5 separate regions of the Mus musculus genome follow, and regions 1, 2, 4 and 5 are each linked to region 3. A link is a loop called in an ENCODE intact Hi-C map of the cell type or tissue named here. Cell type or tissue: left cerebral cortex. All regions are shown on one strand. Each heading gives the region's core, and the rest is flanking DNA. Links, peaks and the distances in the headings are about the cores only. Region 1 holds the start of Bbc3 (BCL2 binding component 3). Region 2 has its middle 7.7 kb from the start of Ccdc9. Region 3 overlaps Gm29443 (predicted gene 29443). Region 4 overlaps Npas1 (neuronal PAS domain protein 1). Region 5 holds the start of Ccdc9 (coiled-coil domain containing 9).

What was found. Hi-C counts contacts between places; a loop is a spot of excess contacts. Peaks named below come from ENCODE experiments on the same cell type or tissue, not always from the same donor. Only the 100,000 strongest peaks of a DNase experiment are listed, where the experiment ranks them.
Region 1: a loop joins it to region 3, with 2.2 times the contacts of the local background. A loop is called at or near these places in 2 of 42 quality-filtered maps.
Region 2: it touches region 3 in a loop (4-fold over the local background); 11 of 42 quality-filtered maps call a loop at or near these places.
Region 4: it touches region 3 in a loop (6-fold over the local background); 12 of 42 quality-filtered maps call a loop at or near these places.
Region 5: a loop joins it to region 3, with 5 times the contacts of the local background. A loop is called at or near these places in 10 of 42 quality-filtered maps.

Annotation. Positions count from the first base shown.
Region 1 is chr7:16,306,800-16,312,705 of GRCm38, forward strand. Bbc3 (BCL2 binding component 3) reads left to right here and starts at 2,784. Exons shown (of 4, transcript NM_133234.2): 1 at 2,784-3,062; 2 at 5,327-5,615. The coding sequence starts at 5,342. In left cerebral cortex, for the core only: a CTCF peak has its summit at 3,337 (motif pointing left); DNase peaks (open chromatin) are centred at 2,012, 2,743, 3,358, 3,604 and 3 more places; H3K4me3 peaks cover 3,104 bases; H3K27ac peaks cover 2,205 bases.
Region 2 is chr7:16,291,455-16,297,494 of GRCm38, forward strand. No RefSeq gene overlaps it. Among named protein-coding and RNA genes, the nearest start is that of Ccdc9, 7.7 kb to the left of the region's middle. In left cerebral cortex, for the core only: CTCF peaks have their summits at 647 (motif pointing right) and 3,482 (motif pointing right); DNase peaks (open chromatin) are centred at 3,096, 3,515 and 4,165; H3K4me3 peaks cover 1,396 bases; H3K27ac peaks cover 1,610 bases.
Region 3 is chr7:16,614,621-16,620,660 of GRCm38, forward strand. All of the region lies in intron 1 of Gm29443 (predicted gene 29443), which reads left to right. It overlaps Arhgap35 (Rho GTPase activating protein 35), which reads right to left and starts at 373. Exons shown (of 7, transcript NM_172739.4): 1 at 1-373. In left cerebral cortex, for the core only: CTCF peaks have their summits at 2,645 (motif pointing left) and 4,507; DNase peaks (open chromatin) are centred at 677, 2,633, 4,176 and 4,476; H3K4me3 peaks cover 1,077 bases; H3K27ac peaks cover 286 bases.
Region 4 is chr7:16,460,256-16,466,295 of GRCm38, forward strand. Npas1 (neuronal PAS domain protein 1) reads right to left here. Exons shown (of 12, transcript NM_008718.2): 4 at 5,106-5,179; 5 at 4,852-4,941; 6 at 2,993-3,161; 7 at 1,895-2,010; 8 at 1,526-1,683; 9 at 1,075-1,181; 10 at 551-698. Among named protein-coding and RNA genes, the nearest start is that of Tmem160, 10 kb to the left of the region's middle. In left cerebral cortex, for the core only: CTCF peaks have their summits at 2,267, 3,162 (motif pointing left) and 5,062 (motif pointing right); DNase peaks (open chromatin) are centred at 3,166 and 5,064.
Region 5 is chr7:16,282,580-16,288,619 of GRCm38, forward strand. It overlaps Ccdc9 (coiled-coil domain containing 9), which reads right to left and starts at 4,201. Exons shown (of 14, transcript NM_001382411.1): 1 at 4,121-4,201; 2 at 1,916-1,967; 3 at 1,692-1,796; 4 at 173-271; 5 at 1-26. The coding sequence starts at 1,921. In left cerebral cortex, for the core only: a CTCF peak has its summit at 2,902; DNase peaks (open chromatin) are centred at 3,185, 3,779 and 4,182; H3K4me3 peaks cover 1,953 bases; H3K27ac peaks cover 1,295 bases.

The sequences.
Region 1 (5,906 bases), core at 907-5,906, 310 kb before region 3:
TCATATTCTTTATATGAGTACACTGTCACTGTCCTCAGACACACATCAAAAGATTGCATCAGATCCCATTACAGATGTTTGTGAGCCACCATGTGGTTGCTGGGAATTGAACTCAGGACCTCTGGAAGAGCAGTCAGTGCTCTTAACCACTGAGCCATCTCGCCAGCTCTTGATCATATTCTTTCCCCTCCCTCAGTTCCTCCTAGATCCTGCCCATCTCTCTATCCACCCAACTTCATGTTCTTTCTTTCTCTCTTTGTCTTAGCAAAACAAAACCACCCCAAAACCAAAAATCAAAACAAACAGAAAACCAAAAAGACCAAACCAAGCCAACACTAAACTCAGGAAAAAGCACATAAAAAACCATGCAGTCTGTTTTGGGTTGACCAACTACTGGTGTGTGTGGGGGGAGGGGGGGCAGCAGAGGGGCATTGAGACCTGTCCTGGAGTATAGAAGCCCAGTGACACTCCACTGGAGAGAACTGATGTCCCTCCCCCGAGAAGGAATCAATTACAAATAGCTTCTGGACTAGAGGTGGGACCTTGTGTCCTACCCTACTCACTGCTGGGATTTTGTCAGGTTTTTTTTTTTTTTTGGTTTTTCGAGACAGGGTTTCTCTGTATACCCCTGGCTGTCCTGGAACTCGCTTTGTAGACCAGGCTGGCCTCGAACTCAGAAATCCATCTGCCTCTGCCTCCTGAGTGCTGGGATTAAAGGCGTGCACCACCATGCCCAGCCGGAGCACACTTTTCTTGGAGTCATCTGCCACCTCTGGTGATCTTTCCACTTCCTCTTCTGCGTGGGTCCCTGAACCCCGAGGAAAGGAGTTGGATGAAAACATCCAGTTTACAGCTGAATGCTCCAAGGTCTCTCACTGTCTGCAGATTGTCCAGTTGTGGGTTATTTTAAATTTAATTGTGTGTGAGTATGTGTGTGTGTGTGTGTGTGTGTGTGTGTGTGTACGTGAGTGTGTGGACACGGACGCAGGTCTCTCAGGAGGCCAGGAGCATCAGATTCCCTGGAGCTAGGGTTACATATCCAGGCACAAGATGTAGGTACTGGGAACAGAACACAGGTCCTTCCTTGGGAAGAGCTGTAAGCACTCTTAATCACTGAGTTCTCCCCCCCCCCCCCACTTGCTTCGTTTTTTGAAAAAGATCACTTGCTGTGCTCAAAAATGGGCTTGGAGAGCCGGGCATGGTGGCGCACGCCTTTAATCCCAGCACTCGGGAGGCAGAGGCAGGAGGATTTCTGAGTTCGAGGCCAGCCTGGTCTACAAAGTGAGTTCCAGGACAGCCAGGGCTACACACAGAAACCCTGTCTCAAACAAACAAACAAACAAACAAACAAACAAACAAGCTGGACAGTGGTGGTGCATGCCTTTAATCCCAGCACTTGGGAGGCAAAGGCAGGTAGATTTCTGAGTTTGAGGCCAGCCTGGTCTACAAACTGAGTTCCAGGACATCCAGGGCTACACAGAGAAACCCTGTCTTGAAAAACCAAAAAAGAAAAAAAAAAAAAGGGGGGGGCCTGGAACTCACTATGTAACTCAGACAGACTCCAACCTTGCAACCACATTCCTGCTTTATCCTCTGGAAGTGCTGGGAAGACAGGTGTAAGTGACTATGTTTATTTCTTTAACAAGTGTCTTATCTCACATGGCTGTGTGACACCCTTTCACAGCGGGCCCAGTGCTGGGCACCCATAGGTAAGTAATATACTCAGTAAGTTTGGTGACAGTTTGGGTGAGACAGAGAGTCTGTCAAGTGCCGTGAGAGATGTCTACGGCTTGGGAGGAGGAAGGGTCACTGTTTCAAAAGGGAAGGGAAATAAATGACTTTTAGAAAAGGGAAAGGAAACAGAAACAACAGACAGGATGAAATAGGGTGCAGGGGGCTGCCCGGGCATGTCTGTGCCAGGAGCACAGGGCTGCCTCTTCCCCATTTGTCCAGTGCCAGATGGGTATTACGCCAGGCGGGCCAGGTGTTTAAGTTCACGAGTGTAACCCGCCATCAAGCCATTTAGCAGGAACCTGTCTCAGGAGTGACTTTGTGAGCACAGGTCTGGGCTCAGTTTCTTCTGTATGTGACTGGCATGTTTTGTAGGGTCAGCCAGTGCAGTCTAGTGGCTGTGCTTCAGCTATTGCGGGTGTCAGCCTGAGAGTGCTATTTGGATTGGAGTGTGTGTCCCTCTGAACCTGCCAGGAAGTTGTTCTGAGAAGGGGTCAGCCTTTAGTGTAGTGTGAATGCCCTAGGCATCTGGGGACACGGGTTTGTGCGTCGGAGACTGTTTGAATATTGTTTGTGCAACTACGTTTTGGGTTGTCACTGTCTGTGTGTGACCCAGTGAGCCAGTAAGTAAGATAATCTGGATGTCTGGGTCTGTGTGAGCTCGTGTGTCCAGGCCCTTGTCCTGATGTGTATCTGTGCCTCTGGTCTGACTTTGTGTCCCTGTGGCTCAGTCATCACTGACTCAGTGCACCCTGGCGTGCCAGTCCGTTAGTCTGAGCGTACTCCTCAGGTGTGGGTGTGGGTCCCAGTCAGTGTGTCAGTGTGTCAAGCGTGTGTCCGGACACCCTAGGTCTGGGCTGTCCCCACGCTGCTCCTCCTGCCTGGACCAGGCCTCGCCCCGCCCCTCTGGCTGCCGGGAAACCCCCCGCGCCGAGGTAGGGGGCGCGGCGCCCGACTGCAAGCCCCGACTTGTCCCCAGCCGCGGGCGGGGCCCTGGCGTCACGCGGGGGCGGGGCGTGGGAGCCAGCGAGAGGCGGGGCGGGGCGGCCGCCGAGCGAGCGGGGCCCGGGGATCTGCCGGGAGGCCTGAGACGCGGCATAGAGCCACATGCGAGCGGGGAGCCCAGGAGGCGGCGGCGACACCAGCAAGCAAGCAGCAGCAGCGGTGATCCGGACACGAAGACTCCAGAAGCAGCAGCAGTCACTGCAGTTAGAGCAGCAGGAGCAGCAGCAAGGTGCCTCAATAGCAACCCACTCGGCGGGCGAGCCCTCCAGAAGGCAACCGCCCGCCACCCCATCGCCTCCTTTCTCCGGAGTGTTCATGCCCCCGGGGTGAGTGAGCACCCCGATTCCCGAAGCTGCTTACGAGCGGCAAGGCCCGGAGGGCTCCCTGGAGGAGGTGACGGGGTGCACGGGCCGATAGGACGGTCGCCTTGCATTCCCGCAGCTTGTGCCCCAGCTTTCATCACTGGGACTAAGGCTGGGCCAGGCGGGCGGGAAGGAAGCACCTGGGACTCAGGGCGCCCTGTCTGGGCGCACAGGTGCCACAGCGGTCTGGCGGGTTTGTTTACAAACAATGGGGTTCGGGCTCGCCCGCGCCCCCTGGTGGCTAGTGAGACCTGGGAGGAGCGTGGCCCCGGGCTCGCTCGAGTCCCCCGAGTCCCACTGCGGGAGGGTTGGGGTGGGGGGTGGCACCGAGGATCGGCCACACCCAGAGCGCGCGCCCGCCGGGGGCGGCGACAGGGGGCGGCGGAGGCTGTGGCTCCCGCGGGCGGGGGCTGCGCCCCAGCAACAGCCGGTTATTGGCCCCGCGCGCGCTGGGCGGGCGGGGCGGGCGCACGTGGCGGCGTCGAGGGGGGGGGCTGTGACAGCGGAGGGGCGGCGGGGACCGCGCGTGCGGGGCTGTGGATCTGCAGGTGTCTCGCCTGGGTGTGTGTGCTCGTGTTTGGCTCCCGAGTTTGTATCCCTACACCGAGATGTTGGCGTTTGTCACCCGGAGGGGTGTCTGCGTGAGTCCTTGCCCGCGTGTCTGCGGGGTGGGGTGCACCTGTCCGTTTACGGGTGTGGGTGGCCACCCCCCAAACCAGAGTTGTATACGTGTGCTCTTAAGGGGTGAAAAGGGGATCTGTATCTGTCGCTTGCCTGGTAGTGTTGGTGGTGGTGGTGCGGACGACCGGGGCACTTGAGCTGTGTTTGTGTGTCGCTTGAGTGAGCTGTGTTGCTGTGCAGGGGTCTCGCCCAAGTGTGCGCTGCGTGTGTGTGTGTGTGTGTGTGTGTGTGTGTGTGTGTGTGTGTATGCGCGCGCGCGCGTGCTGTCTCTGGGTGTCTCCAAGACAAGCATCTGCTGTACCCAGCTTTTGGGATGGGATGCCACCCAGTGCCTGATCGCTCGCTGGGTGACTTCTGAGCAGCAAAAGGCACACAAGGCACGCTGAGCATGAAGGGCTTTGGGGGTGGGGGGGATCTAGCGGGTTCAGTGCCAGCCCCTCTCTCTGCATGCAGTGTGTGTGTGTGTGTGTGTGTGTGTGTGTGTGTGTGTGAGAAAGAGAGAGGGGGGGGTGAGAGTGAGTTTTGGGTCTGAGGGGTTTGTCTCTGTGATCCAGGCTATGTGTCATGTGGTGCTCTCTCTCTGTAGTGTTTATAGCAGTCACGTGAGGCCAGTGTTTTCTGTCTCTGCATTAGGTGTGTGTGCTGCTGGGCTCTGTGTGTGTGTGTGTGTGTGTGTGTGTGTGTGTTTTCTGGGGCTGACAGTTGGCTGTGGTGTATTGGGGCTGAGAGTAGAGGCTGGACCTATGGCTTCTACCAGCTGCGGCTGGTGCCTCCCGATGTGGCTGCCCCGCACACGAGGGGGGATGATGTATCTGGATATGATGACTTGTGTCTATGTGTGGCTGTTGTGTCCCAGGAGCTCAAAGTTGGGGGGGGGTGCACATTCAGGTGTGTTTTGAGATGATGGTGGTGCATGTGCTAAGGAATAGTAAGGGGGGTGTCTTTGGGTTGTCTGTGTGTATGCGGGAGAAACACGTTGAAGACTTGAGTCTGTTGTGCTTCAGTGTGTGACGGCTGCATTGTGGGCGGGTGAGCGCTGGCATGTCAGCAGCGGGTCAGTGTGAGACTGGTGTAAATATGTTGAAAGGGCTCTGGATGGCTGTGTGTGCATGTCTGTGTCCCCATGTGTTTCTGGGTGAGCCACCTCACTGGGGGAGCGGGAGGGGCGGTAAAGTTGGACACTTCTCTGAGTTCACTGGTGTCTTCCCATTACACACACACACACACACACACACACACACACACACACACACACGGTTCTCTGACAGCACCGTGTATCCTGGGAGCCCCAGCACCCCTTCTGCGCTCTTCTCTGTTGAGAAAGTTCTCCCTGGCCCAAGCCCTGAGAGTAGTAGGCAGTTTTCCTGGTGGGTTTTGCTACAAACCCCAGACGCAGTCTGTGCGCCCCTCACCATGTGTCCCGGCCAGGCTGTCCCTGGGGTCATCCCTTCCTGGGTGGGAGTGACTTCCAGGCAGGGTGTCTGCGAGGTGGGGTCCTGCAGGCCCCCCCCGCAGTCGCCCCACTGACCTCCCGCCGTGTCCCGCAGGCTCCAGGGAGCGCCATGGCCCGCGCACGCCAGGAGGGCAGCTCTCCGGAGCCCGTAGAGGGTCTAGCCCGCGACAGTCCGCGCCCCTTCCCGCTCGGCCGCCTGATGCCCTCCGCTGTATCCTGCAGCCTTTGCGAGCCCGGCCTGCCCGCCGCCCCTGCTGCCCCTGCCTTGCTGCCGGCCGCCTACCTCTGCGCCCCCACCGCTCCACCTGCCGTCACCGCCGCCCTGGGGGGCCCCCGCTGGCCTGGGGGTCACCGCAGCCGGCCCAGAGGCCCGCGCCCGGACGGTGAGTGCCCGCCCCGCACCCGGGGAAGCTGAAGCGGGAGTGGAGCTGAGTGGGGCCACCGGGAGGGTGTGGCCAGTGTGGTCTTTGTGTAGCAAGAACCAGGAAGACAGAGTGGGAGACATGGATGGAGGGGCCAAGTCGAGTGGGAAGTCCCTCTTAGAATCTGACTGCAGTCCCCGGAGTTGCAGTCCACGTCCCTTCCCGGGCCTCGGGCAACAGCTGTTTCTCAGCTCCCCTCCCCCAGCCCGGGTCCCTGGGCGCCCCCCACCCCCATGAGGATTGCAGTGGGAA
Region 2 (6,040 bases), core at 407-5,406, 320 kb before region 3:
GCTGGGACTAAAGGCATGTGCCACAGTCACCTGGCTACATTTATCATTTCTTTCTTTAAAAAAAAAAAAAAAGATTTATTTATTATTATATCTAAGTACACTGTAGCTGTCTTCAGATGCACCTGAAGAGGGCGTCAGATCTCATTACAGATGGTTGTGAGCCACCATGTGGTTGCTGGGATTTGAACTCAGGACCTTCGGAAGAGCAGTCAGTGCTTTTAACCACTGAGCCATCTCTGCAGCCCCCCCTTTTTCCCCCCAAGATTTATTTATTTATTTATTTATTTATTACATGTAATGTACACTGTAGCTGTCTTCAGACACTCCAAAAGAGGGAGTCAGGTTTCATTACAGGTGGTTGTGAGCCACCATGGAAAAGCAGTCGGGTGCTCTTACCCACTGAGCCATCTCAGCCCTTTGTATAGCCCTGGCTGTCCTGGAACTCACTTTGTAGACCAGGTTGGCCTCTAACTCAGAAATCCGCCTGCCTCTGCCTCCTGAGTGCTGGGATTAAAGGCGTGTGCCACCATGCCCGGCTTTTATCATTTCTTTTTTTTTTTTTTTTTTAAAGATTTTATTTATTTATTATATGTAAGTAAGTACACTGTAGCTGTTTTCAGACACACCAGAAGAGGGCGTCAGATCTCGTTACGGATGGTTGTGAGCCACCATGTGGTTGCTGGGATTTGAACTCTGGACCTTTGGAAGAGCAGTCGGGTGCTCTTACTCACTGAGCCATCTCACCAGCCCCCTTATCATTTCTTTATGTCAAGAATATTCACCTTTTTCTCATTTAAGTATCTGAAATATGCAATGTTTTTATTAGCCACACATGTTTTGCAGTAAACAATCTGTAAGTTTGCTGCAAAGAGCACATAGGCAGGGTGTAGTAGCAAACACCTATAATGCCAACACTGGTGAAGCAGAGGCAGGCAGACTTCTGTGAGTTTGAGGCCAGTCTTTTTAACCCAGAGTGTTCCAGGCCAGCCAGGGCTACATAGTGAGACCCTGTCTCAATAAATAAATGGATAGATACAAATTAAAGGTAAAGCAAACTATAGGTTCTCAATAGGTATGCACCATCATTATTGCTTCCAAACACACAAATTTCTGGATCGTTTATTTGACAGTAAAATGACCTACAGCAGATCCAAGCAGACTTCCTGGAGCCTGGAACTTATACCAAATTTAAAGGCATGGTTGAAAGTTATATATAAAAAGTCAGGGCTGGTGAGATGGCTCAGTGGGTAAGAGCACCCGACTGCTCTTCCGAAGGTCCAGAGTTCAAATCCCTGCAACCACATGGTGGCTCACAACCATCCATAACAAGATCTGACTCCCTCTTCTGGTGTGTCTGAAGACAGCTACAGTGTACTTACATATAATAATAAATAAATCTTTAAAAAAAAAAAAAAGTCAGCCGGGCAGTGGTGGCACACGCCTTTAATCCCAGCACTCAGGAGGCAGAGGCAGGTGGATTTCTGAGTTCGAGGCCAGCCTGGTCTACAGAGTGAGTTCCAGAACAGCCAGGGCTATACAGAGAAACCCTGTCTTGAAAAACAAAAACAAAAACAGAGCAGATCGGGGCAAGGTAGTACTGGGGTCCGAGAAACTGGAGAAGCTGAGGCAAGAGGATTGAAACTTCAAGGTCAGTGTATTAGTTAGGGCTTTACTGCTGTGAACAGACACCATGACCAAGGCAAGTCTTAGAAAAAAAAAAAAAAAAAAAACAACATTTCTCCTAGAACACAGGATTTTGCTCCATTTCACTTCTTGGTATGCCTTTAATACTCCAACCATATATTTTATATTTTTCCTTTCTATGCTTGTTATGCTTGTTCAAATTTCTCTTCATAAGACTTAACCAGAGAACAAAGTCTCTGCTGGGCATTTTTGAAACTTCCTTTGTCAATGCAATTAATGCAATTAGTCCAAGTCTCTTCACTTTAGCCTCAAGCAGTCTTTTCAGACAAGGGCAAAAAGTAGCCACATTCTTCACCAAAATACCACAAAAACACTCTTTATGCCACATACTGAAATTCTTCTCTTTTGAAATCTCTTAGGCCAACACAGTTTAAACACAGTTCAAATTACTCCATATTCCTACTAGGATGACCCATTAAGCCACATTTAAAGCATTCCACTGCTTTCCAAATCCAAAGTCCCAAAATCCACATTCTTTCAAATAAAAGCATGGTCAGGCCTATCACAGCAATACCCCCACTCCTGGTACCAACTTCTGTTTAGTCAGGGTTCTCTAGAGTCACAGAACTTATGGATAGTCTCTACATAGTAAAGGAGTTTATTGATGACTTACAGTCTGCAGTCCAATTCCCAACAATGGTCAGTAGTAGCTGTGAATGGAAGTACAAGGATCTAGCAGTTGCTCAGTCCCACACGGCAAGCAGGCGATACTGAGTGAGCTCAAAGGCAGCTTAAGAAGAAGACCCTGAAGCCGGGCGAGGTGGCGCAAGCCTTTAATCCCAGCACTTGGGAGGCAGAGGCAGGTGGATTTCTGAGTTCGAGGCCAGCCTGGTCTACAGAGTGAGTGCCAGGACTGCCAGGGCTATACAGAGAAATGCTGTCTCGAAAAAACAAAAACAAAAACAAAAAAAGACCCTGCCAGTAAACAAAAAAGTACAAATAAGCTGAGAATGGGCTGGAGGAATGGCTCCTGGGTTGGGACCTGAGAATTTGGCTCCCACCACCTACAACGAGCAGCTCACTATGGCCTGTAACTCCAACCCCAGGGAATGTAACCCCATCTCCTGGTCATATGCACAGAGACATAGATACACACATTTATTTATTTATTTATTTATTTATTTATTTATTTATTTAGGTTTTTCTTGATGAGACAGGGTTTCTCTGTGTAACCCTGGCTGTCCTGGAACTCACTCTGTAGACCAGGCTGGCCTCGAACTCAGAGATCCACCTGCTTCTGCCTCCCTAGTGCTGGGACAAAGGCATGAACCACCTTTTTTTTTTTTAAGAGCATTTATTATTTTCTGTCTGTGCAATATTTTTCCCTACAATATATACCATGTGTGCAGTGCCGACAGCAGCCAGAAAGGGGCATCAGATACCATAGGACTGGAGTTTAAAATGAAGCCCGCCTTGTGGATCCTGGGACAACAACTCTGAAAGATAAGCCAGAGCTCTTAACCACTGAGCAATCTCTCCAGCCCTTACACACAATTTTTTTTTTTTTAAGTTTTTAATGGGCTGGGGATATAATTAAATGTATAAGAACTTAGGATGTGTGAAGTCCTGAATACATTTGCAAAAGCGCGCGCACACACACATACACAGAAACCCTCAACCATATACACAGTCAATTCAGGGTCCGTAGTTCATCTCAGTGGCCCTGGGTTCGAGCTCCAGAACTGCAGAACCAGGTCTAAGTCCTGGAGTTGCTGTGAGAACTTCAGGTTCCTCTGCGTGGTCTGAGAACCCTGCGCTTTCATCTTTGGCCGTTAGGGGGCAGCAAGCGCACGATGGATTGGCGGCGCAGGACCAGCGCGGGGGCAACTCAGGCAGAGGAAGCTGATGAAATCCTAGCCAACTTGCAGTGAGCTCATCCCGCCCGGGCGCCTCCGGAAGCCACGGGGCGGCCCGGCCTCCGCCTGGCCCGAGCGATAACGCTCTGGTTTGGAACCAGGGCGGGAAGTCCTTCCTGAAGTCTGCCTTGTATGGGGCCTGCTGCCAGAACCCTGGGCCTGAGGGGAGGGTCGAGGACAAAGTGGGTGTTTCTTGCAAAATAAAAAAGAAAGTGAATTCGGAGCCTAGCGGTGGGATGGAGAGAAAGAGAGGTGGGGAGGAAGGAAAGGAGAGACATGAATGAGAAAGACTTTTGTGAGCGACAAAGACAGAAATTGAGGCGGACGTTGGAGAGACAGAAAGCAGGTTCAAGTCAAAACAGATGGAAGAGAGGTGGGACACGAGAGACAATAAAAGGAAGAGACCCCGGCAACAGGAACCAAGCAAGTGGCAAGGATGCTGAGGCAGGACAGGCTATGGGCGCGGTGGGGACCGTAGGGACCAGCCCTGCGGGATGGGGCGCGTCGTGGGCCCGCCCAGCCCCCCAGCCCCGCGGCGGCGCGGGCCAGTTACCAAGTTACCAAATTACCGCAGGATTCCGGAGCTTCTGACTGGCGAGGCTGCAGCCAATCAGAGAGCGGCGCAGCTGTTCTCGGGCAGGAGGCCTGGAGACACGCGCACCTTCCCACACCCAGGAAGCCGCTGACACAGGCCCGGTGGCGCGCGCCACCACTGTCCCGCGGACACGCGGAGTTCTTCTACACGGCAACACACACACGGAGACCGTCCCACACCCACATGTACGCACATTCATACACACGCATGCACCCTTATCTGCATTCGCATACAGAAACACATTCACACACGTGTACACACAGCACAGATATACACAAATATTCACACATATGCACAAATGTTCACACATATACACGCATATAAACTTACATGTGCACACACATATACCTATGCACACGCATATACACATGTATATGTATACATGCACACCATAGATGAATATATACACAAACATACATAGACCCACTAACATACACACACACACACACACACAGGCACTCACACACACGCACACACACACACACACCTAGAGGCATACACAATCCCAAGACACAGACACACACAGCCCCGGGAAGCACTACACATCTTTTTGAAGTCAGTAAAGCAATGCACAGTTCACACATACCACTACACTGACACACAATGGCCTTGTCACAAGTGACAGTGGCACAACCATAAGCCCACACACACACTTCACAACCACACTCGAGGGAGATTTATAATCAGCATAATGTCACTGATGTGTGCACAGTCCCAGGGACAGGCAACCCAATCTTCAGACACAACCACAGTGACATACTCACAATGACACATGGCATTGTATAGATAATGTGTATGCTTGGTGGCAGTGTGGGGCATGTAAACACACCCATTACTATGATATGCACACAGTACTACTGGTGCTTGGCGTGGCAGACACCATCAGAGAGACACACTGACATCAGTACAGAAATACAACACATCCACACACACCTCCATGGCTGTGACACAATCCCAGTGTCACACAAATAACCCCACACAGGAGCCATAGCATTGACACATGCCAGCCTACTGCTTATATCTGCACACTTTTCACAGAAAAGCATCCCAAGGACTCTTATAATAGCCCAAGGACTCAACTATTTGTTGCAACAGCCTGACACGCACATATCACCATACTTAGCGTGCTGACAGGGACCATCACACTGACACACTAGCCCCCTGACACGATCACTTTCATAGAACAACTCCCTAACACTCTGGCCACACGCCTAGAGGAAATTGTCACTCATATAAACACACATATCATTCCTGCTCTGGTCCATGGAAGCTAAGTGCACGTGGGATGCTGGGGGGAGGGATGCAGGGAGGACTTGTGTTTGTGTATTTGGGTGCAGTTCCTCCCCCTTCCTGCACTTCCTGGGGGCGGGGCCAAGCGGCTGCCGCTGTTACCGGGTAAACTTCCCCGCCTCCCCCTCGTGCGGCCATTAGTCACCCCCCCCAGGATGATGTCATCGCCTCATTCTGGAGGCTGAGTAATCCTAGTCTCCGCCCCCTCCCCCCCAGGTACCAGGGAAGGGGCGGGCCGCACCTGAGCTCCGCCGAGGACTAGAGCTGGGGTCTGGAGCTGAAGGCTCGGCGCCTTCGATGTCCCTGGGGTGGGGACTAAGGAATCTGGGCCTCTCTAAAGTGACTTAAGAGTGCGTATCAGTGTCCCCGGAGACTGGGGGCTTCCAGCCCTGGATCGGTGGTAGCAGACTTCTGGATCTTTTAGGCTTGAGGTCTTTTTGTTAATGCTCACTTGCTGCTTTGTGTTTGGTGTTGGGTTTGTTTGTTTGTTTGCAGTGCTGGGGATGCAGCCTAGAGCCTCACCCACACTTAGGCTAGGAATCCTTCACTGAGCAACATCCACACTATTTTTTAATTTTTTTTTTTTTTTTAACTT
Region 3 (6,040 bases), core at 382-5,381:
TCCCTCGCGGGCTCCCTCCTCCGCCTCCTCCACCTCCTCCTCCCGCCGCGCCGCGGCTCTCCCTCGGGGCGGGGGGCGGGGAGGGGAAGGGGGGAGGGGCGGGAACCAGGGGGAGGGCGGACCAGCCTCGCTCGCTCGCTCGTTCCCTCCCTCCCGCGCAATGGCGGCGGCGGCGGCGGCGGCGGCAGCGGCGTTGTCGCCTCCTTCCTGCGGCCGCCGCGGCCGTGCGCGTACTGGAGACCCTCTCGCAAGTGCGCGTGCGTTTCTGAGGGGCGAGAGATGCTGGGGCTGGGGTTGGGAAGTGGATAACGGCCCTGTGGGCCGAGCGCACCGCGAGGACCGTAGGCCGGGAGGACAGGCACGCGCGGACACCGAGGGCGCGAGTGCGCGTGCGCGCCTGAGGAAAACGCCGCTACCTCAGCGGCTGCGGCGCCAGATTTACACAGCGCGAGGACGGACACCCGCGAACTGGCACAGGAGGGCGCGGGGTGGGCTGAGTGCGCGTGCGCAGAGACGGCTGCAGCCTGCGAAGCCACCGAAGGGAGGGAGGAGCCCGCAAGGGGGGCGCGCACGGCGTCGCGCGTTCCAGGCTGCAGTACCCGCCGCCCCTCCCCACACCGCGCCGGCTCCAAGAGAAAGCCATCTCTGAGAGGCTTGGCCCGGCTCGTGAGGGCGGGGACTTAGGGCTCCATCCCGCTCGCGCGGGACCTCACTAACCAATGGAAGGCAGAGGGAGGTGGGTTCGCCTCCTGGAGCCGCAGCTTCGGGATAACGGAGGGGGTTGGGGGGACAGACGTAACGTGGGGTGGCGAGGCGGGGCTGTGAAGGAGGGAGCGTACCCAGCGAGTGAACCAATTGGGCGAGGGAAGGGGGCGTGGTCCTTCACAGCCCAACCCAGGCTCGCCGTTGGCCAGCCCAAAAGAGTGGGCGGGGACAGGGGGCACGTGCTCTTTCCCGGGCGCTGAAGAAAAACCTGTGGGCCAGGCGCGTTGATACAAGTTACTGGTGATTTCTCCCAGTGCTTGGTCTCGGGCAGAGGAAGGACAGGCCCTGCATTGCAGCCCTAGTCTCCCAAGTCAGCATCGGGCAAATGACAGCAAACCACATGTCACTTTGGGTGCTTGCAGGGGGAATGGTGATGTAAGAGGGCTCCCCTCTAACTCTGTATTCCTCTGGGAGCCCTCCGGAAGGATGGATTGTGAAAGACAGGCTTTCCCGGCGCCTCACAGAGTGTGGAATGCCTGAAGGAAGCACGTGTTTCCGATCCAGCCTTGCACTTCTTTCCAGGCTTTTCATCTGTAAAGTGGGATAACAATACTGAACTCCAAAGGGTCGCTTGGAGAATCGAATGAGGTATAATAGGCCCTATGGCCACGATTCATGGTGGGAATCCTCGAACTACTAGAACCCAGTAAAATATGGGCGATCTCCCTTATACATTAATATCTATAATAGCTGATGGATTACTCTTAGCAGAGGATTACCCACAACAATAGAAAAACGATGAATATATATTACGCTGTAATAAGAGAAATGTGGATGTGACCCTCCTAGCCACCGGTAACTGAAACATCAGAAAGCAACAGGGGAGTTAAGAGGGAACTACTGTGTCTCTAAATGAGGGTGGGGTGTAAAGGAGTGACCTACACGTATTGAGTACGCAGTAAGCATTGCTAAATAAAATTACATGGGCTCGACCAAATCCAGCAGCCAGAACTTCATGAAGTCAAAAAGGTCATGCTGTGGGTGATATTCCTGGAGTCTGCTTTAAGGTGGTTAAGGCAGCCAGTATGTATGTCTCTTTTGGCTCTCTACAAAGGCAAGAAGGAAAAATCAATATCATAAAATTTTACAGTGGAAACACAGTAATGAATTTTCATATTCTGAAAAAAAAGTTTACATGTGCTCAAATTTTAAAACACCCCAACAAATGAAGCCTCTCATTAAAGTTTGTTAGGAGGGCAGGTTCTTGTGGTGTGGGCTGAAGAGATCAACAGTTAAAAGTGGGTTCCTCTCCCATCTATAAAGATCATTACTTGGGGCTGAGGACAGAAGTCATTGGTAGAATGCTTGCATAAATACACAAGGCATTCGGTTCCATCCTAAGCACAGAGTGTCTGGAGTAAACTAAAGTTAATTTTGTTTTCTGTTTTTTGAGACAGGGTTTCTCTGTGTAGCCCTGGCTGTCCTGGAACTTGCTTTGTAGGCCAGGCTGGGCTTGAACTCAGAGAGATCTGCCTCTCCCTTCCAAGTGTTGGGATTAAAGGCATTTGCCACCATGCCTGGCTAAAGATAATTTCCATTAACATTTTTCTCACTAGCTATCCTGGCTGCCCTGGAATTTACTATGTAGCTTAGATTGGAATTGAATGTGTGACTGTGTCTGCCTCTGCTTCCTGAGTGTTGGAAAAGAATGATGTTGGAGTTGCACAAAAGAACACAAGAACAAAGCAAAAATAACTCAACCAGACAGTTTATCATTATTACTATTATTATTGGTTTGCAAACTCAGTGTTTGCAGGGAGGTGTAAAGATGGATCAGAGGTTAAGACCACTGGCAGTTCTTCAAAGACTCAGGTTATATTCCAGCTCACAACTGCCTGAAATTCCAGTTCCAGGGAAAATGATGCCCTCTCCTGGTCTCCCCAGAAACTGCACAGGCATGCGAGCAAAAACACCCATGTCTGTAAAAATAAATTTCAAGAAAAATGTGTCTGTGTGTGCGTATCAAAACCCAAACTCAACTATTGAACATACATGGCTGAGATGGCTTTTGTCTTTTATTATTGATGGAGGTAGCAACTTTGTCTTATCCCATTGATGGGAACTCGAATTCTCAATTTGACTCGATTGGCTGGCTGATCAACTAGGTAAAGGGAAAGAGGAAAATTTTAAGAAAAATGGACCTTTGTTGGACTAACTCTTTTGGATAGAAAAGGAATCCCATTCTCACATGAGTGCATGTATTACCACAACAGAGTCCAGAAAACTATAATACCCTTCCAAGGCAGAGGAATGCCGTGGTGCTTAAGAGCACCGATGCCCTTCCAAAGGACCCGAGTTTGATATCTAGCACCCACGTGGTGGCTCACAATCATCTGTAACTACAATTCCAGAGGCTCTGATGCCCTCTTAGCCTCCACTGGCACCAAGCACAAATGTGGTACACAGATATATAGGCAGGCAAACACCTCATTCACATAAAATAAAAACAAAACCCTACCAAATCCACTCTTGGGAAATATGTGAACAGACAGTATCTCACTTTGACCTCAGGTTTTTCCTTTTTGAAGTCTGCCACCTTTTCTTCTCAGGTTGAAGTCACTCTCTCAGAATAGCCGGATCCTGGAGCTTCACAGATGAGAACACTGGGCAAGGGTTGTAGTTCAGCTCCTAGAGTGCCTATCTAGCCTGTCCTGGATTCAGTCACCAGCACCACATAAATGGGGTGTGATGACACACAGTGGGAATCCTGTAATAACAGCCCTTTGGAGGTAGAGGCAGGAGGATAGGAAGATCAAGATCAACCTTGGCTACATTGTTAGTTCCAAGCCAGCACAGGCTACATGGACTCTGGTTTCACCAATAATAATAATAGGAAGAACAACAAGAAAAGGCCAAATATAAGTAGATGTTAATGAGTAATTAAATAGGAAACAAAAAGAATAGCTGGCATTCAATCTAATGGTAGTCAAAAAGGCAAAGTCCTTGTCTGCTCACTCTTGTGCTTTCAGATGTCTCTCAAGCTGGGTCAGGGAGCTGGCCCCTCTAGTATCCCAAAGAACCTGGGTATCACAGAGAGAGGGGCGGGGAGGAGAGAGAGGAGGATTTGCCTGTCTCTGCCTCTAGAGTTCTAGAATAAAAGGCATTTGCAACCGCAGCCTGGCTATTCCTATCTCTTAATTCTTTCCTATCGCTTAAGAGCGCAGATCTAGCACTCCCACAATCACCATAGATGTCACCAACAGGTCTAAGCACAAGGGAGAGGGCTCAGGAAGTGTTTGGTTGTTGTTGTTGGGTGAAGGCACCATCCGGCAAGGCCTTCCCAGCTCTGCAATTCTTTCCAGGACTTAAGTAGGCGAATGGTAGCTGAGTAAGCCAACGACAGGAAGCAGGCTTCCCTTGGGGCAGCCACCCCCGCGCACCCGGCCCCCCTTCACTCCAGGATAAACAAACATCCGACTAAACAATTAGCTGACAGAGACAAGAACGGGCTGCCGGGCTGCTGGGTTGGATCTCTATCAAGATTTCCCAAGCATAGCCCTGGAGGCCCGAGTAGCTGGAGGTCACTTCCACCAGAATGCTAGGAACCAAACGCGCTTCAGGTCTGGACGCGAATTGCAGAAATGGATGGTGGCGGCGGGGGGATTGACACGACCACAAAAGTTTTGCATAAAAATTGGCGATGCTCGGACGTATTCAGTCCCTATTCCGGAGAATTAAAGAGAGGGTCGGAACCAGGGCTGATCCTGACCAAGAGGTCGATGATCCTACAGCGCCGTCTACCCGCGGAGCCGAGAAAGCCGGTTCTCGCTAAAGCTGCGGGAGAATACTGCCAGTGATGATCTTCCTTCCTCCACTGGCCAGAAAGGCAGCCTATGATGAGGAAGGGACAAGAAGCCAGGGGTGCTCGCAATCACAGCAGAATCACAGCTCTCCAGGAAGGACTCAAGACATCTAGTGTACAGTACGCCAAATTTTGTTGGAAGGATTCACGATGAACCTATTTCTATAAATTTGTAAAATTAGCATAATCCCAGCACTTAAGAGGGAGAGGCAGGAGGACTGGGAGAATTCGCGGCCAGATTGATCTTTGACTTGCAATAGTCTGGGTACTCAAAGGCAGCACAGGAAACAGAGAAATCCTGCCTCAGAAAGCAAAAGAGAGCAGGGAAAATGAAATAAATTTCATGTAAATTTGAGTAAAGCACAGATCTCAGCTTGTTTGCCTGTTTGCTTTTGGTGCGGGACAGGTAAAAGGCAAGCTCTCTACCAATGAGAGAGGTTTTTGTTTTGTGTCCCTCCCCCCACCCCACCCCCACCCCCACCCCCACCCCCGCCCCCAGGCAGAATTTTACCAAGTTGTTTAGGCTGGTCAGTCTATACAGTTCTTTCAGGCTTGAATTTTCAGTCTTCCTGCTTCAGCCTCTGCTGATGCTGGAGTTAACAGGTTTTGGCCACCCAGCTTTATTTTGTTTGAGATGGAGTATTTTGTAGCAAAGGCTACCTCAGACTCACTATGCAGCCAACACTGGCCTTCAGCTCCTGATCCTCCTGCCTTAAGCTCTCAAGTAGTGGGATTACGGGTGTACATGTCCAGCCATCCTAGCCTGTAAATAACAGAACAGTGTGAGATCATCTCTCAGATGCCTCTTAAGAGAGAACTCTTATGCTAATCACCATGGCAACTCTTATAAAAACTTTGTTTGTTTGTTTGTTTGTTTAAGATAGGGTTTTATTGTGTACCTCTGGCTATCCTAGAACTCATTCCATAGATCAGACACTGGCCTTGAATTCAGAAATCCTCCTGCCTTTGCCTGTTGGAATTTAAGGTGTGTGCCATCATCATCCAACATAAAGAAGAAAACGTTTAGTTGGGGCTGGCTTACAGGTCAGAAGTTTAGTCCATTGCCATCATGGTGGGAAACATAAGGATGTGCAGGCAGACATGATGCTGGAGAGTTTTACATCTGGATCAACAGACAGCAGGGAGAGAGAAACAGTGGGTCCAGCTTGGGCTTTTAGGGACCTCTAAGCCCAGCCCCAGTGACACACCAACTCCAACAAGGCCACACCTCCTAGTAGTGCTATTCCCTTTAGGTTTATGGGGGGCATTTTCATTCTAACCACCACAAGTACTAAATGTAAATGGATCCGCCTGTAAATACTCTCACACATAACTCTGTTGTATAGCAGTTTCCTCAGAGTTTGAAACATTTCATTCTGAATGGAAACAAAATAGCTTCAGGAAGTCCCTGAAACTGACCGGATTCACTAGGTCTCTCTCTCCCAGAGTACTAAAAGAAGACTGAGAGAGACC
Region 4 (6,040 bases), core at 343-5,342, 150 kb before region 3:
TATTTCCAAAAGTGCAGAATTGTGATCCCCTCCAGACATAAAGCCTTCAATAGTTCTCCAGTGACCACGAGATAAAATATCCTGCTGCCATTTACAGCCTCCCCTGCCCCCAACTCTGTGCTCCAGCCCCAATCGCTCTGCTCTTCCCTGGGCTTCTCAGGCTGTAGACCTGAGGCTCATCCGTTCTGTGCCCTCTGCTCACAACGCGTGTATGTTTTGCACCACTCTCCCTGTATAGAGTCTGCTGTGGCTCCCCAGTGCCCTGGAGTCCAATTCACACCTTCAGCCGGAGGCACACCACACGAACGAGTCCAATTCACACCTTCAGCCGGAGGCACACCACACGAGCGTTCCTGCCCTGCCTACGTCACAGATGTGTCTCCTCCCAACACTGATTCCTCTCCGTGTCCACCAAGTGAGGCCATTCCATACCTAGGCCTCCTAGGTTCTTTCCCCTTTGTGTCTACAGAGCCAGCCCTCCCTTAAGGGCCCTGGCTGGGATGGGGAGCAGCTGCTGGAGATGCTGGGATGGCAATGGGCCACCTCTCACCTGAGCACGTGACTGACCCACAGCACGTGATGCTCCCCAGTGCTCTTCCCGTTCCCGGCCACAGTGGCTACAGACTGCAGCCACACGAAGCCCCCCGCACGCTGCAGCCAACGGTAGTAACCAGTCACCACCTGCCCTTTGTCCAGCACTGGTCCATCCCAGGGGAGCAGAGAGCCCAGAGGGGTGGGGAGGGTCAAGGCAGGTGAGCAGGAGACAGGCAGAGGCAGCGAGAGTGGGGAGAATCGAGAAAGAGAGAGAAAGGCACAGAGGTAGTCAGAGACCCAGAGGCACCCCAGCATCGGTCAGAGACCCCTCTTACCCGGCTTACTGACCCTCATCCCCCACCCCCAGCCACTGCTCAGCCTCTTTGTTGCTTTTCTGTTCCGAACAGCCCCCAGAAGCTGCAGTGCAACCAGAGACTCTGGTTAGCCCTGAAGAAGGACTTCCAGGGAACAGGGAAGCAGGGTCATTCGTGTTTTTGTGGTGGTAGGAGGATGGGGAGAGGGTACAGAAGTGTGCCTCACGGTCCAGATGGCTTTGGCGGATCCTGGTTGCATCCTGTCCATGAACAAACTGGTAGCAGCTGCGTCCCACAAGCTCTGAGGGCCCCATGTCCATATGGTCGCTAACTCTGGAGGACACAGGAAAGAAAGGGAAAAGGAGTGGGGAGACATTGGGTGACAGGAGACAGCAGAGCTGGCTTCAGGGTTCCCCAGGATCCACACCCTTGCAGTACCTCAGTTTCATTCTGTAAAATGGGCATAGGTGAAGAAAAGGGGGCCCGAAAAAGAAATGGGCAAGCCTTGTAAGGGAGCCAGGGCCACCCTCACGTCTCCCAGGCACCTTTGCCTTCTCCCTTGTCCTCTCTCCTCCCAACTCCCCACGGCCCCTGACTGAAAGGCCCAGGATTGACTGGTCCCCACATATCCCCAGGTCCTTTTGGACCCACCTTCCCTCCCGCCCCTACCCTGGTACCTGCTCTCACAAGCAAGGATGGTGAGGCCCAGGCTGAGGCGGAAGACAATCATGTGTCCGTGCAAAGGCAGCTCAGCCAGTGGGGCTGGGGGCAGCGTGTGTCCAAGGGCTACAAGACCCAGGGCTCGGGCCCTCAGGCGCCCTGTCACATGAATGACCTGTGGAAGGTGGGGGTGGCTGGGGAGGTGCCAGGTGGGACTGCTGAGGCAGGAGGACCACAGCCAAGTCAAAGCTTCACCCAGTTCCACCTGATACCCACAGATCCCTTGGCCCTGGGAAGGCTTTGAGTGTCTCCCAGTTTCTGTTCTCAGTACCTTGTATCCCGGGATATAGCTGGCACACAGGGGGAAAGAGACAGTTCATACCCACCTTGTACCCCGAGGCTTTGACATTCAGGCCCCTCTTGGTGAGGGTGGACTTCATGCGGACAAAGAAGGACCGCTCTTGGGCTCGGAAGGCAGGCGATGCCTCGGTGGGGCTGGCTTCTGAGGCAGAACAAGAGGGCGCTGTCATAGTTTTCCAGAACCCCGTCAACTCAGAACCAGCCTCACTGTGGCTGCTCCAGACACTCAGATGCATCTAATGGTCGCACAGGTACACTGATAAAGTAATCTCCCCTTGTGGGACAGCCAGGTCCAAGGTCAGATGAGCCCCTCTTTCCTGCTCAGAAGCTCTGTTCTGCCCCCCAGGCATCCGCTGGCATCAGTCTGACCCAGGCTGGAGTAGCCACCTGTGACCACAGAGGGCAGGCTAGAACTGTTGTGACAGTCAGGTCCCCTACCACAGACTAGAAGTATAAAAGAAAGGAAGCTGGGCCGTGGTGGCACATGCCTTTACCTCAGCACACAGAGGCAGAGGCAGGAGGAGTTCAAAGCCAACCTGGTCTACAGAGTGAGCTCTAGGACAGCCAGGGCTATACAGAGAAACCCTGTCTCAAACAAACAAACACTAAAAAACAAAACAAAACAAAAAACCCCAAACAATCAACAAAAGAACTGTATCCTGAAAGTTAAACACACACCACATACACACACACAACTAAAAATATGGAACAGCTGGGTGACTTGGGGCAAGTAACTTGATCTCTCTGTGCTGTGCCTGGAGTTGGGGGCCATCCCTCATGGCTTGTGGGTTTGAAGTTAGGGCCCAATGAAAATTTAAAGGCACAGTGGAATGTAAAAAAAAAAAAAAAAAATTCTCAGTCTTATTCCTACTTCCTTGTAGCAGCTCAAATGTTGGTGTATTTTGGCCACTCTGGGGAACCAGGCAAGTTTAGACACCCTAGTGCCTTAAGTTGGCTTGACTCATTGTGGGTTTTTTGTTTTGTGTTGTTGTTGCTTTGGTTTGGGTTGTTGTTGTTGTGTTTGTTTGTTTTACAAAACCTTGTTTTGTAGCATGTTAAACACAAAAACCAGGATCTACCCTCAGGCTTCATTCACTGGCAAGGATGGGATTCCTGGAAATTACCAATCTCAGGGGTGTCCACCAGCGAGGAGGAAGACGATGAGGAAGAGGAGGACACGGAAGGTGGTGTAGGGGGACCGATGCTTGCAGCCCGCAATCCAAGTTGCTCTAGGACCTCCGAGTGGTCCCCAGGATGGATGTAGTCGAAGACGCTGCTGCCCGTCAGCTCCACCTGCCGGTGATGGAGAGGAATGCAGGAGCCGCGTGAGCGCCAAAGCTGAGGCTGGGTTTAGCTTAGGTCTGCTCGCCCAACCTTCAAGTGCACTTCACAACTGGCTTGTGTTTTTCTTAGGTGTTTCCTGCTTTTTTGAATTAAGGAGGGAGGGGCTTTTTTTGTTTGAGGCAGGGTCTCACTTTTTTTTTGGGGGGGGGAGGTGTTCGAGACAGGGTTTCTCTGTAGCCCTGGCTGTCCTGGAACTCACTTTGTAGACCAGGTTGTCCTCGAACCCTCCCAAGTGCTGAGATTAAAGGCGTGCGCTACCACACCCGGCCTCACTTTTTCTTTTAAGATGTATTTATTATTTTTTTTAAAGATTTATTTATTTATTTATTTATTTATTTATTTATTATAGGTAAGTACATTCTAGCTGTCTTCAGACACCCCAGAAGAGGGCGTCAGATTTCATTATGGATGGTTGTGAGCCACCATGTGGATTTGAACTCAGGACCTTCGGAAGAGCACCTGCTCTTAACCACTGAGCCATCGCTCCAGCCCAGGGTCTCACTTTTATAGCTCTGGCTTCAAACTTATTAATCTGCCTGCCTGTACCTCCTGAAATTCTGGACTAAAGGCATGTGCTGCAACATCTGGCCCTTTTTGTTTTTGTTTTTTTGTTTTTTTCTTTTTTTCTTTTTTTAGACAGAGGTTTGCTAGGTAGCTCAGGCTGGCCTCAGACTTGTGGTGATCCTCCTGACTCGGCCTCCCAAGTGCTGGAAATCAAGCCCGGCAGTTGTCAGCTCTTTAATGAGTTAGGGCCTTGGAGACTGGCCTCTCAGATCTCACATGGATCCCATGCCAGGCCCCTTCAGTACAGCCTCTAGCTTTCTGTTCTGATCATGCTCTGATTTCACAGGGAGCCTCTGACCTTCAAGCCCCATTTAAAACTCTCCTGGAAGCTGCATATCCAACTATGGCAATTCTTACTCAGAAACCCACCGTGCCTTCTTCTACTGTCCCTCTGCTTGAAGTGGGTGACCTGTCTCCCTCTAACCTTTATCCCCCCTGTGGTCCTCACCCTCATCCCCCACCCCACCCACACAACCACCTTATCCACCCTACTTTGTCACCTACACATTCAAGTCCCCTCCTTTGGGGAAGTGTTAGTTTTTGAGACAGTCTCAGATAGCCTAGGCTGGCCTGAAACTTCTGGTCCTCCTGCCTCCACCTCTCCAGTGATGGAGTTTAATGTAAGGTTTATACCTCACCGCCATGCCCAGTTTATGTAAGGAACCCAGGGCTTTGTGAACACCAGGCAAGCATTCTATGAACCAAGCTACAATCCTGCCCCAGACACAATGGATTGGAGTCCCAGGACCTCCAGAATGGTACACAAGTGGCATACCGCTGATTCACACCCTCACTGAGCTCAGCCCTTCCCTGGAGGATTCTAGGTGAGCACACATCGCTGTAGAACTACATCTCTAGATGAGGTTTTTAATTTTGAAATGAGGTCTTGCTAAGTCTCCTTGGCTGGCTTTGAACTTGTGGTCCTGCTTGAGTCCTCCAGCATATGTCGGGCTGCTTTGTGGGGTTCCAAGGAAGGTTGTCTGTTTTTCACGTTGTGCTTAGTGATACCAGAAGAGAGTAAGGGCATGCATAGGTCAGGCGGTAAAGATAGCTGCCTACTGCAGGGAAGACTTACCTGTGAGAGACCCAGGTAGATGGACACTGTCTCTGAGATGTAGAGAAATTTCCCTTCCTGGTTCAAAGCGAACACGAAGCCATCCAAGGACTAGAGTTGAGACAAACGGAGCGGGTGTAGGAAGGGAACAACCTGGGTACCCTTAGTCCTGTCCAGTTCTCCACAGGGAACTGATGCAGGAAAAATAGTGCTATTCCCAGATGCTACCACCAGGTGGCAGCACAAAGCAGCAGGCTAGGAAGGGAGGCGCTCACCTGTAGGATGTGTCCACCTAGGTGTTGCTCGAAGACTTCAGAGACCAGAGCCACAGGGCCTCGGCGGCCTGGGGCTGGGGACAGAAGGAGGAGGAGGACAGTCAGGGACCCTTGGTCTGACTCACTGCTCTGGGCAGCCCTTAGGGGCCCAGTCAGTCTTAAACTCCCAGCCAGCCACCATAGAGAACCAGTTCACAGGATGGTTGTTCCCTAGGGGACAGAGAGACCAAGACTGAGTGACAGACATTGGAAAGAGGAATTTGTCCACTCCCTCATTCTTTTTCACACCAAAACCAAAAAGTTCTTGAGTACTTCTGTTCACAGGTCCTATACAGTACAGGCAGTGCTAGTGACGGGAACAGCGCAGACTGTCCTCACTGGGCACCGAAGCCCGGTCCAATGAATAGCCCAAGGCTGAGGCTGACCTGGTGGTGAAGGCCCGTAACTCCAACTACTTGGCAGGCAAGGTAGGAGAATCAATGACTAAAGGCTTGCCTGGGGTACATAACAAATGAGTTCCTATCTCAAAAGTTAAAATGAGGGCTGGCAACATAGATCAGTGATGAAGCATCTGCCTAGAATCTCCCAGTATGATGCTAAGGCCTTGGCTCAGTGGAGGAACACCTGCGATGAATCTCCCAGTGAGGGGCTGGGGGCGTGGCTCAGTGGTAGAGCCCCTGCCTAGAATTCTCCAGTGAGTGGCTCTGTGGTAGAGTGCTTGTCTAGTATTCATAGGCTCTGGGTTCAATCCTCTGCACTGAAAGACAGTAACAAAATCCAAAGAAATACAAAATTATGAGAGTAGCTAGAGAAGTTTGCACTGCAGGGTGGACTGCACATTAAGATAGCAGCTGAAGACAACAGCTCGGTGATTCTTCAATAAGTGAAAAGAGAGCTATGACGTGAGCCTCTGGCAATCCCTTTATAACCCAACA
Region 5 (6,040 bases), core at 586-5,585, 330 kb before region 3:
CTCCGAGAGGGACCCAGGCTCTTCTCCTGAAAGGGAAAGGAAAAAGGAATCAATCAAAGGTTAGACAGACTGGAGCATCCCAGGCTAAGAGGCAGCTGGTAGGTCTTGGTCCCAGGCCTCAGCCCTCAGCCTCCTCCCCATCCTGCGGATTCAGACACGCTGGGCTCTCCACCTCCACTGCCATATTCTCCTTCTCCATGGAGCGGCTCTTCCGGGGGGCTGTCACTGCCACGCCCTCCAGTTCAGCTTTTTTCCGATCCTCCTCAATCTCCTAGAAGCAAATACCCAGGGGAATGGAGTGTTAGGGGTCCTGTCCATCAGCTGGACTCCCATAGTCCTTTGCATTTGCCCTGCACCTCTACTCAGGCTTTTCTCCAGAGCTTTAGCCATGGGTCACAGCGACTTCCATCAAACCCCTGCATGTTACTCTGCTGCTCCAAAGCCCCCACTGTGAGTAAGCCCATCAGTAAGAGCCAAATGCTTCCCTATCACCATGGAGCCCACAGTGGGGGCCCCTCTCCTGCCTATCTGCACTGGCCTTCTCGCTATTCCCCGGGGCTCAGAACTGCCCTGGGTCTTTGTACTAGCTGCTCTGCTACAGTGCATTCTGTGAGCCTGTACTGTAACTACTCAGGTTTCAGATGTCTCACCATCAACCTGCCTTTCTCCGTTCTCATGACCTGCTTGGTAAAGCACGGGATACCTGTTGGGACTGTTCTTGGATGCGCCCCTCCTCCCAGCCTCCAGTGCTGCCTGGCATACAATCAAACCCAACTTTTTTTTTGTTTTGACTTTATGAATGAATGCATGAAAAATGAGTCAATGAGGGCCACCCTTCTCCTAGGTCCCTTCCTAGAGATAGCTCTACTATGTCCTCTTGGGCCCTGCTCTGGACCCTCCCTCCTCTTCCCTTTCTAGCCCCAACTGCCCTTGGTCACTGAGTCACGCCTGTCCTCCCCCACTAGGGCCCCTGCCCCACCTTTCTATCTGAACTCTATAATGACACCCTACCATCCACCACTGCACAGAAAAAATGTCTCCTATGCAGAGTAGTCTCACCAGGTCTCTCTCACATTCAAAGCCCTCTATGGCTCCCTAGTGCCCTTAGGCATTCTCCAACCTATATGGTTGGCCCCTCATGACCTCCCTAGACCAATTCTCCATCAGCTGATTTACTAAGCCCTCTCTTGCACCCAAACATTTGCCCAAACTCCCCCGTGTGAAATGTATACCCATTTCCTTTTCAAATACTGAGGCACCCTTCAGTTCTCAGAATCCCCTCTACCAGAAAGCCCTCCCTAATGTCTTCAGGCTAGAGAGAGCGCTCTGGACTCCCACAGATCCACTCATTCCCCCAGCCCATCCTTGTCTACTCTGGGTCATCACGAAGGGCAACTATGTCCCAAATTGGACACAGAACCCTAAGAACAGGTCTGGGGACTGTGTCCCCAGGACCACTCAGCATTGAGCAGGGACTCTGAAGGCATCAGTGAGCAAAGTGTGAATCCATGAATGAAAGAATGTATGAATGAATGAATGAATGACAGGATGGAGGGAGGGAGGCCAGACCACGGTCTTTGGCTTGCATCCTGTGAGTGAAAGGGAAACATGAGAACGCTTGAAGGGAGAGGTGGGGAAAACTCACTGCGGGGAGGAGAGGGGATGGGGTCTCCAGGGCAGGGCTAGGGCACCTGGTAGCGCCGGATGAGGGCCTCATTCTTCCGACGAAGAGCCTCGATCCTCTTGTCCAATTCTGCATCCTTCTCCTCCTTTGACTTCAAATCTAGTGTGGTAGCCTGTGGTAAGGAAGCAATTGAAAGGCGGAAAGAAAAATCTTCCTGCCACATGGGCATTTTACCCAGGACCTAAGGGTTTGGTCTCTGTAGGGCACCTTGCCCACCCCTCTCCAGCTCACCATCATTGGCTGTAATCTCCCTCACAGAAAATACATGTAGCACTGGAAGCTCCTGCAAGCAGAGAGAACAGTATGTTAAGATCAACAGCATTCTGAAATGCTGTCTCTTCTCCTTTATTGAGGGTTCCAAAAACACAGACTCACAGGAAAATGCACTTGTACTTCATCAAGGGAATTCTCAAGTACTAGCCTCGCCTCTCTAAACACAAACCCCGCCCTTCAGTTCTAGATCCACCCATGCAATTAGTCAGACCCACCTTGGGAAAATTCTGACCCACCCCTGTAACTCATACTAATTCCTCCAAAGGCGTCAGTCCAGGCTCCATTTCCTATGACAATTTTAGCCAGGATCTGGATCTCAATAGGTCAGCTACAATCTTTCCTTCCAACCTGCAAAAGTTACTTCTAGAGGGCCAGAGGGATCTCCTGGAGTAAAGGTGCTTGCTGCAAGCCTGGAGACCTGAGTTCAATCCCCAGGACCCACAAAGGAGGAGAGAAATGATTCCCACCAGTTGTCCTCCGACCTCCATGTGATCCCGCACACATGCACAAAATAAATAAATCATAATGAAAGCCGGACAGTGGTGGCGCACGCCTTTAATCCCAGCACTTGGGAGACAAGAGGCAGGCGGATTTCTGAGTTTGAGGCCAGCCTGGTCTACAGAGTGAGTTCCAGGACAGCCAAGGCTCGAAAAACAAAACAAACAAACAAAAATCATAATGAAAAACGGTTCCAACTCTGTCTGCCCAACACGGACTTTAGTCCATGACTCCCCAGCCCCCAGCATCCTAAAAAGGCACTCATCCTACCAAGGCGGAAAAGATTCAGCAAGCAGGCCCAGGATCCACCGCAGGGGCCTTCCTGGACCAGACTTGACCTTCATAGTGATACTCAAGGCAGATGACAGAACTTCTACAGAGGCTTACAAGAGAAAACTGCCAGCAGCAACCGCATCCCTGACCTGCAAAAACGTCTGTGGTCCCACCCCTACCTAGGGTGAAACTTCAAGCCCCTCCTTTCCCTCCAGACTTCTGGCCCCGCCCACCAAAAATTCACACTCTGGCGCCACCTCCAATTTAACTGGCCCGCCCCCCAACAGACTGGGAAACATTCTGACCCCGCCTCTGAGTTCCCTACTTCCCTGCCTGTGTTTGGCCCCGCTCCCCAGCTCAGTAAAAACTTCCTAACTCTATCCCCGCCATTCGCCATTCTCCACCAGCACCCTAGCCCCACCCGCAAAATCCCTGACATCGTAGCTCCACCTCCACCCAGTCTCAGCCAGCCCCTGGACCCTCCCCTAGCTTCTGGGCAAGAATCAGGACCCAGCACCAGAACCAAAAAACTTTCCTGCCTAGCCCAGGAAGTCTCCGCCCCAAACACTAGTCCCATGCAATAAATAATGTAACCACGCCCTAGTGCAGCAATCAATACCTAAAACACTGAGGACAACATTCCGGCTACACCCCCAGCATCTTGACCAAACCCAGCACAACACCGCAACTCAGTCATCACCTCTTCACTCAAAGCCCAAACCCTGCCCCTTTCCCCACTCCCCTCCAAACTTTGGCCCCGCCCCAAACACATCCACCCCCCCTTAGCTCCACCCCTGGCCCTCATGACCACGCCCTGTGGCACTCCCTACAGCAAAGACTAACTTGTAAGGCCCCAAGCAATACTCTAGCCCCGCCCCCATCTTACTCCGCCCACCATTTTTGACCACTCCCCCAGGTTCACCCGCCTACCGACCAAACTCCACCCCTTACACGCCCCAACACTTTAGCCCCGCCCCCAGTTTCCACCGTGCTAACGCCCAGACTCCGCCTCTTATCCCCATCCTACACTCTTTGATCCCGCCCCCAGCGTCTCCGCCCAACGTCCCGAGCCGGGCCCCTAGTCCTCCAGGCAAAACTCTGGCCCCGCCCCCAGACCGACACAGCGTTGCAAGCCCCGCCCCACTCTGGCAGCCGCCAGGGCTTCGGGCCTGCCAGCACCCGCGCGTCTGGCTCTGCCCACGTGTTCACCGCCCAACCTCAGCACCCCTCAAGCGACACATGTGGGCGTCGGGTTCCCGCCCCCCGCAGAGTACCCTGACCCCGCCCCCGCCGGCGGCTCGCCTCCCAGTCCGCGCGCGTTCACGCTCCCCTCACGTGGGCGACCAGGCCCCGCCCTCTCCGGGCGCGCTCCCGGCCCCCTCCCCCGGTCACCTGTCCCGGAGACCCCGCGGTGTCTGCGACTCCGGCTTCGTCCGCCTTCGCGTCCACAGCTCCCGGGCCTCACTCGTCACTTCCGGCCCGCACCACGTGAAGAGAGGAAATAAGTAGGGCACTTCCGGTCTTGACATCCCATTTCCGGGTGCCTTAAAGGGTCCGCACCCGCTCAGGCTCTGCAGAAGGTAGCAGAAGCCTGTTTCTTCTTTCTGATTTCAGGGATTGGACTGGGGGCACGAGGTGGGACTTGAACCCACAGACATGTAGCCCTAAATCTCTGGGCTCCTTTTTTGGCTTACTGATTTCCGATTTTACTAAGTAGAAATCAGACATTTTACAGGGACCCCAGAAAACCTAAACTGGTTTCATTACCTCTTCTTGCAAATGAAACCTTAATTATAGAAACTGTAACCAATTCATAAAAATAGAAAAAAAAATTTAATCAACTATATAGGGGCTGGAGAGATTGCTCAGTAGTTAAGAACACTGTCTGCTCCTCCAGAGTTCAATCCCCAGCAACCACATGGTGACTCACAACGATCTGTAATGGAATCCAATTCCCTCTTCTGGTCTGTCTGAAGACAGTGACAGTGCACTCACATGAAGTCTTTAAAATATATATATATATATATATTTTTTTTTTTTTTAAATCAACATTATCCAGGCGTGGTGGCACAAGCCTTTGATCCCAGCACTTGGGAGGCAGAGGCAGGCGGATTTCTGAGTTCGAGGCCAGCCTGGTCTACAGAGTGAGTTCCAGGACAGCCAGGACTACACAGAGAAACCCTGTCTTGAAAAAAAAAAAAAAAAAAAAAAGGAAAAAAGTCAACTACAAAGCTGGGCGTCGTGGCAAAATACGTCCACTACAAAAGCAATGTTCTTTCTGATTTGAAGAAGCAACAAAAAGGAGCTAGTAGAATCTTCCAAGTTATTTAAAGCATGCCTTTTTTTGTATTTATAATAATTAAAAATAACTTATCAGATATGTCTATTTTATCAACTGGCAAAACAATAAAAGTACAATAAATTCATATTAAAAAATCAACTATACAAAGCTGGGTGTCATGCCTCTAATTACAGCACTTGGGAGACTGAGGCAGGAGGATTGCCTCGGGGTCAAAAACAGCATGATAGATAGATAGATAGAGAGAGAGAGAGAGAGAGAGAGAGAGAGAGAGAGGGAGGGAGGGAGGGAGGGAGGGAGAGAAAAAGCAGGGTGACATGGCTGAGAGAGTAAAGACACTGGGCCAATTATGACCTCAGTTTGACCCCTGGACTGTCAGGTGCACAACCTCTTCTACCTGTTGAGCAATGTGCTGGCACTTTAATTATTACTTTTTTAAAAAAAAAATATCTGTACTGGCTTGGTTTGTTGTCCTTAACACAAGTTAGAGTCATCAGAGAGGTAGGAGCCTCAGTTGTGAAAATGCTGCCATGTAAGTCACCATGTGGTTGCTGGGGATTGATCCAGCTGTAGGGCATTTTCATAATTAGTGATTGATGGGGGAGGGCCTAGCCCATTGTGAGTGGTGCCTGATCTCTGAACTGATGGTCCTGGGTTCTATAGGAAAGCAGGCTGAGACAGCTGTTGGGAAGCAAACCAGTAAGTACCACTCCTTCATGACCTCTGCATTAACTGCTGCCCCCAGGTTGTAGCTTTTTGGTGTTTGTCTGGAGAGCAAACACACTGGGTTCCTACTCTGATTAAGTTCCTATCCTGACTTTCTCCAATGATGGATTTTGATATGAAAACCAACCAAATAAACCCTTTACTCCCAACTTGCTTTCTGGTCACGTGTTGCATCTCAGCAATAAAATGTTGACTAAGACAATATCTCAGTTGGCCCCAAACTCCTGACTCTCCTGCTTCAGCCTCTTCAGTGCTAGGGTAGGATTACAGGTCTGAGCAGCTCTGCC